Regions from separate parts of the Homo sapiens genome. Here region 1 is linked to region 2. Evidence: chromatin contacts called from ENCODE Hi-C or POLR2A ChIA-PET data. All regions are on one chromosome and are shown on one strand. Each heading gives the region's core, a stretch centred on a gene start or an enhancer-like site at or near the end of the contact. The rest is flanking DNA. Distances are from core to core; before and after follow the strand shown. Region 1 holds the start of KLC1 (kinesin light chain 1). Region 2 holds the start of YY1-DT (YY1 divergent transcript).

What was found. Hi-C counts contacts between places; a loop is a spot of excess contacts on that map. ChIA-PET counts read pairs that join two places held with the same protein, here RNA polymerase II (POLR2A). Pooled maps may share reads with other maps.
Region 1: a loop to region 2 is called in a pooled map, with 25 times the contacts of the local background. The contact joins the promoter of KLC1 here to the promoter of YY1-DT in region 2. A Hi-C loop is called at or near these places in 6 of 50 pooled maps. POLR2A ChIA-PET finds 5 or more read pairs at or near these places in 2 of 52 experiments (H1 and WTC11).

What each region holds. Positions count from the first base shown.
Region 1 is chr14:103,627,656-103,630,715 of GRCh38, forward strand. KLC1 (kinesin light chain 1) reads left to right here and starts at 1,556. Exons shown (of 17, transcript NM_001394837.1): 1 at 1,556-1,839. It overlaps LOC105370688 (a long non-coding RNA gene), which reads right to left and starts at 1,488. Exons shown (of 3, transcript XR_944248.2): 1 at 1,377-1,488; 2 at 84-270. RefSeq lists an enhancer at 594-683 and silencers at 1,124-1,323, 1,414-1,773, 1,824-1,943, 2,034-2,083, 2,124-2,303.
Region 2 is chr14:100,237,208-100,240,183 of GRCh38, forward strand. It overlaps YY1-DT (YY1 divergent transcript), which reads right to left and starts at 1,414. Exons shown (of 2, transcript NR_189150.1): 1 at 1,264-1,414. It overlaps YY1 (YY1 transcription factor), which reads left to right and starts at 1,937. Exons shown (of 5, transcript NM_003403.5): 1 at 1,937-2,716. The coding sequence starts at 2,038. RefSeq lists enhancers at 999-1,851, 2,689-2,848 and silencers at 1,089-1,688, 1,749-1,828, 1,979-2,048, 2,539-2,588, 2,859-2,976.

The DNA of each region.
Region 1 (3,060 bases), core at 306-2,805, 3.4 Mb after region 2:
GAGCTGATTGCCACTGCCCTCCAGTCAGGGTGACAAAGATACCCTAACTCAAAGAAATATTGAGGAAGTAGAATCTTTTCCACCTGTTGTAGTAGGGCGTAAGGGAGCGGTGCAGGCATCCCAGGTTTCTGGCTAGGGTTGTGGGTGAGCAGAGGGGACAGTTACTGGGCGCAGCGGCACAGAAAGAATGAGCAGTCGATGCTTGGCGGTGCCCAGCCCAGTGGCTGAACTTAGTGACATCCAAGCTGCAGTCTGGCTGAAATCACTAACCTGAAAGTGGTATGGAGAAAGTTTGTTTGACCCTGACTCAGTGCCTCTCCCCGGGCCAACCCTACCGTGTTACCTAGGAGCTCCCCCTTTGTCTTTATAAATGAGATAAAAGTAACCAGACCTCCCTGGAAAAACCGAGGAGCACTTGCTTCTCTGGTGACTGCGGGGCCTAACTGCAGGGTTCACAAAGGGCTGCTGGTGCTGGGTGATAACATCGGAAAGGAACAGCAGTTCACAAGATGGGGCTGGGGGACTGGCCCAGGAACCCCTCCAGGTTAAATGATGCCTCCGGGCCCCGCACTTGGGACGTCTGCAGGCACTGGGAGGGTTTTTCCCAAGCCGCTGGCAGCAGCGAGCGGAGCCTCGCCCATTGAATCAGCATGCCCTCCCGGCTGGCTGCTGAGTCAGGCCTGCGGAGCCGGCGAAGCCGCAGGACTTGACCCAGGCGCGCTCCGCTGCCCTTCAGGCCGGGCTGGAGGTCGAGGCCCTGCAGCCAGGGAGATGCGCCGGTGGCTGCGTGGGGACAGAGGGGGGTTGTCTCCCACCCTCACAGTCTACACCCCGGCCCTTCCCCTTTGCCCGTCTGAGGCGCAGTTTGTGTCGAGGGGGAGCGCCTGGAAAGTTTCCTCGTACAGATACGAGGGTCCAAAAGCCCCGAGGAGAGGGAATAATGAGAAGGGGAGGGCGCAGGGTTAGAGGTCAGGGTCTCGACCAAAGGCTGTCGGTTTTCCTGGAGGAGGGAGAAAGGCCTGGCCGGGATCATCTGATTCCGGGGCCTCCCGAAGGCCTCCTAGCTGGGTTTTGGGGGGACCGAAACGAGCGCATGAAGCTCGCGGGCCTGGGAGTGGGGTGGGGCGGGAGCCCAGTGGTGGCGGCTGCGGCCGGGCCTGCACCGTCCCCGGCCGCATTCTGGTAGGGCCCACAGTCCGGCTGGAAGGGAAGCTGCCGAAGCGCTCGGTCATCGCGGCTGCGGAGTCGGAGAGGCCAGGGCCTGGCCGCCCACCCCGCGAGCCGCGCCCTGCCCCGAGCGCCCCACCCCCGTCCGCGTTACAACCGGGAGGCCCGCTGGGTCCTGCACCGTCACCCTCCTCCCTGTGACCGCCCACCTGATACCCAAACAACTTTCTCGCCCCTCCAGTCCCCAGCTCGCCGAGCGCTTGCGGGGAGCCACCCAGCCTCAGTTTCCCCAGCCCCGGGCGGGGCGAGGGGCGATGACGTCATGCCGGCGCGCGGCATTGTGGGGCGGGGCGAGGCGGGGCGCCGGGGGGAGCAACACTGAGACGCCATTTTCGGCGGCGGGAGCGGCGCAGGCGGCCGAGCGGGACTGGCTGGGTCGGCTGGGCTGCTGGTGCGAGGAGCCGCGGGGCTGTGCTCGGCGGCCAAGGGGACAGCGCGTGGGTGGCCGAGGATGCTGCGGGGCGGTAGCTCCGGCGCCCCTAGCTGGTGACTGCTGCGCCGTGCCTCACACAGCCGAGGCGGGCTCGGCGCACAGTCGCTGCTCCGCGCGCGCGCCCGGCGGCGCTCCAGGTGCTGACAGCGCGAGAGAGCGCGGCCCTCAGGAGCAAGGCGGTGAGTCCCCGGCGTGCGCCCCGGACCGCGGCCCCCTCCTCATCCTCCGCCCCGTCCCTGTCCCGCTCCTCTTCGGACCCGCCCCGGCCGTAACTCTGTCCCCATCCAGGCCTCCTTCCCGGTTTGGGTCCCGGCCCCTCTCCGTTCCCACCCCGGTACCCGCCCCAGTTCACCGCCCCGGCCGGTCCGCGACCCCTTCCAGGTTCAGGTCGGGTTCTTGTCCCCGGCCCTTTTGCCAGCCCCGGCTCCCGGCGCCGCGCGTCCTCCCCATCCGCGTCCCACTGCAGGTTCCGGTCCCCGGCCCTGCCCAGGGCCCCGCCCTGGCCCCGCATCCCCGGCTTGGCCCTGCTGCGGGCGGCGGCGGCCGTTCCCGGGGACAGCTGTGGACCCCGGGAACCCGCGACAGGGGAGGTGGCTGACCCCGGGATCGCGGCGGGCGGGGAGGCCGGAGGCCCGGCGGGGCTGGCTTTGTCCGATTCCTCCTCTTCCTTCCACCCCCGCCTCTCCCGGCACCGCCCTGAGCGGACGCGCCTGTCATTCTCGCGGGCGGCGGGGGGCCGGGTCCCTCCCGAGAGCTGGCTCCGCTTTGCCTCCTTGGCGACCCCTTATTTTCAGTAACCAGATGCGAAACGTTTCAGGCGACCCTGTTCACCTAGGCTGGCGTTGCTCCAACTAAACTTGAAGCAGCCTCCGTCCTGGAATGCTTTTTCCATGTAAAATTGGGTGTACCCTTTTCCTTAAGAAAATTAAAATAAAGCGTAAAAGTAGTGAAATTAATGCGTGATGGAGTGGATGGTTTTATAACTTAACATTTGTAGGTCATTTCTAGGTATATTTGTATTAGAATTGTTGCTGCCTGTTACTGTTTTATTATTTAAATGAATTAAGAATTTACATATTAAGCGTTTGAAAAGGAATACTTACAAAAATGATGTTTTTTAAAAATGTGAGAACAAAAAATTTGAGATATACTATTTCAGGTGTTCTGTAAAAGGGCAGTTAGAGCTTTGATTCTTTGCATTAGTTAAATCCCAAGGCCTTTTTTTTTGGTACGGCATGACTAAGCCATTGATCAGAATCAGCTCGGAATACATTGCACTAGTTTAGTGAAAGACACTTTAGAAAACTGGAAGAACCTCCTGAAGTTATATTACAGACATGGCCTTGCTTCTTTCAGGGATTGTCAGCAAGCCTGTTATGGTGAGAAATTTGACCTATTGC
Region 2 (2,976 bases), core at 164-2,663:
GTTTATAAGCTATAAAGCCAGAGATGACTTAATTCAACAGATTTGACTTTTCCAAACTGAGTGGGTGCAGTACTCCAAGGGGAATTATTCAGGTTTCAAAGCTCAGATTCAAAGAGAAAACGATCTAATTTGTCACTCCTTACACTAATATTCTCAAAAGTCAAGTCCAATGCGATTTAGCAATAAGAAGGGACTAGGATTTATAAAGTTGCCTTTTAATGAGAATGTATAGTCTACTTGTTTTAACAAGTTGAGCCTAAGATTAATGTATTGCGTACAGTTCAGAAAATCATGGGCCTCAACTGCATGAACACTATTACAAAACAGTAAATGTTGATAATATTTAAGTTGAACAAATTCACAGAGGCGTTAAATCGGCCAAACGAGTACAACAAAGACACACCTTTCCAACTCTTCAATTTGTCATAGTTTCCTTAAAAATCAGGAAATCTTTGTTTTGCTTTAAGGCAAATTGTCAGGTCGACCAAAAGGACAGATAAGAGCAGAAACACTTCGCTGCAATGTAACTCATTCAGGAAGGTTTAACTTGCCGCTAATCCGTGCCACAAAAAAAAATCTAGGCTCTGTTGCAGGTACAATGGAGGACACGGCTGAAAAAATTTGGAATTTTAAATGAGACAAATGCAAAACCTGGTGGGCGTAAAAAGGAGCACCTATGAAAGTGACAAATAGGGGGAAAGGGTGGGCAAGGGAAACAATGGCTGACTGGAGAGCAAAGAAGGGGAAGCTCAGGAGAAAATTTTAGAAAGCCGCCAGGACCCTGTAGTTCTAAGATCTACGGGGAAACAGGCACCCAACGGCTGCGTCTCAGGTTTCCGCGGGTCACTAAAGAATAACGGACATCCTCCCAACGGTGGCCCTGGGGCTCCGCGGGCGCTTCCGCCGAGCTCGCGCCGACCCCGCGCTCGGCCCCGCACCCCGCCGGGCGCTCGCGGCGAGATACCGGACGCTGCCCGCGTCGCCCGATTTTGTCCGTTCGGTCCTCCACACTCACCCCGCGGCCATCGCTCGCCCGAAGCCAGGCGACAAGAACAAACACCTCCCGACGCGAAAAAGGAAGCACAGGCGATTCTCGTCAAAGCAGACTTTATTGGGGCGACAGGGCCGCCCCGCACGCGCCAGCCGCTCCCCGCGCGGCCCCCGGGCCGCCCACCCGCCTCAACCCCGCTCCCGGCCGGCCCCTCCCTCCCTTCTCCTCAGGCTCCCGCCCCCGTGGTGCCCGGGGCCGCGCGGACCGCTCACCGGCTCCCAAGGCAGCGGCTGTAGCGGCGACGCCCCGTTCCCGAGTGCGGCCCCGGCCCGAGGCGGCGGGTTTTGTGGCTGTTGCACCGCGAAGGGCGGCAGCCGCGCGACACCGGGAAGCGGGAGGCGGTGGCGGCGGCGGCGGCGCGCTGACGTCACGCGCCGCGGGCCAGCCAGGGCGCGTGCGAGCCGCCCCGCCCCCGGTCCCATCGGCCCCAATCCGGGAGGAGCCCGGCGAGTGGGCGGGGCCGCGGAGGCCAGCGGACAGATCGATTGGCCGAGAGGAGAATCGAGAGGGCGAACGGGCGAGTGGCAGCGAGGCGGGGCGGGCTGAGGCCAGCGCGGAAGTCTCGCGAGGCCGGGCCCGAGCAGAGTGTGGCGGCGGCGGCGAGATCTGGGCTCGGGTTGAGGAGTTGGTATTTGTGTGGAAGGAGGCGGAGGCGCAGGAGGAAGGGGGAAGCGGAGCGCCGGCCCGGAGGGCGGGAGGAGGCGCGGCCAGGGCGGGCGGTTGCGGCGAGGCGAGGCGAGGCGGGGAGCCGAGACGAGCAGCGGCCGAGCGAGCGCGGGCGCGGGCGCACCGAGGCGAGGGAGGCGGGGAAGCCCCGCCGCCGCCGCGGCGCCCGCCCCTTCCCCCGCCGCCCGCCCCCTCTCCCCCCGCCCGCTCGCCGCCTTCCTCCCTCTGCCTTCCTTCCCCACGGCCGGCCGCCTCCTCGCCCGCCCGCCCGCAGCCGAGGAGCCGAGGCCGCCGCGGCCGTGGCGGCGGAGCCCTCAGCCATGGCCTCGGGCGACACCCTCTACATCGCCACGGACGGCTCGGAGATGCCGGCCGAGATCGTGGAGCTGCACGAGATCGAGGTGGAGACCATCCCGGTGGAGACCATCGAGACCACAGTGGTGGGCGAGGAGGAGGAGGAGGACGACGACGACGAGGACGGCGGCGGTGGCGACCACGGCGGCGGGGGCGGCCACGGGCACGCCGGCCACCACCACCACCACCATCACCACCACCACCACCCGCCCATGATCGCTCTGCAGCCGCTGGTCACCGACGACCCGACCCAGGTGCACCACCACCAGGAGGTGATCCTGGTGCAGACGCGCGAGGAGGTGGTGGGCGGCGACGACTCGGACGGGCTGCGCGCCGAGGACGGCTTCGAGGATCAGATTCTCATCCCGGTGCCCGCGCCGGCCGGCGGCGACGACGACTACATTGAACAAACGCTGGTCACCGTGGCGGCGGCCGGCAAGAGCGGCGGCGGCGGCTCGTCGTCGTCGGGAGGCGGCCGCGTCAAGAAGGGCGGCGGCAAGAAGAGCGGCAAGAAGAGTTACCTCAGCGGCGGGGCCGGCGCGGCGGGCGGCGGCGGCGCCGACCCGGGCAACAAGAAGTGGGAGCAGAAGCAGGTGCAGATCAAGACCCTGGAGGGCGAGTTCTCGGTCACCATGTGGTCCTCAGGTGAGCGCCGGCCGCGCGCCCCGGCCCCGGGATGTTTTTGTTTTGAAGGGAAGCCATGTTTTATGTGTGTGATGGGCGCCGCCATCTTCTTCGCCAGGGCAAGTATGGCGGCCCCAAAAGATGGCGGGCCGTGCGGCGGCGGGGGCGCGGCGGCGGCGGCGGGCGGCGGGCCGCGAAGATGGCGGCAGGCCGCGGGGGGGAGGGGCCGGCGCCGCCCGGCTAGGCCGCAATGGCGTAGTTTCTCCGAGAGGGGGAAGCGC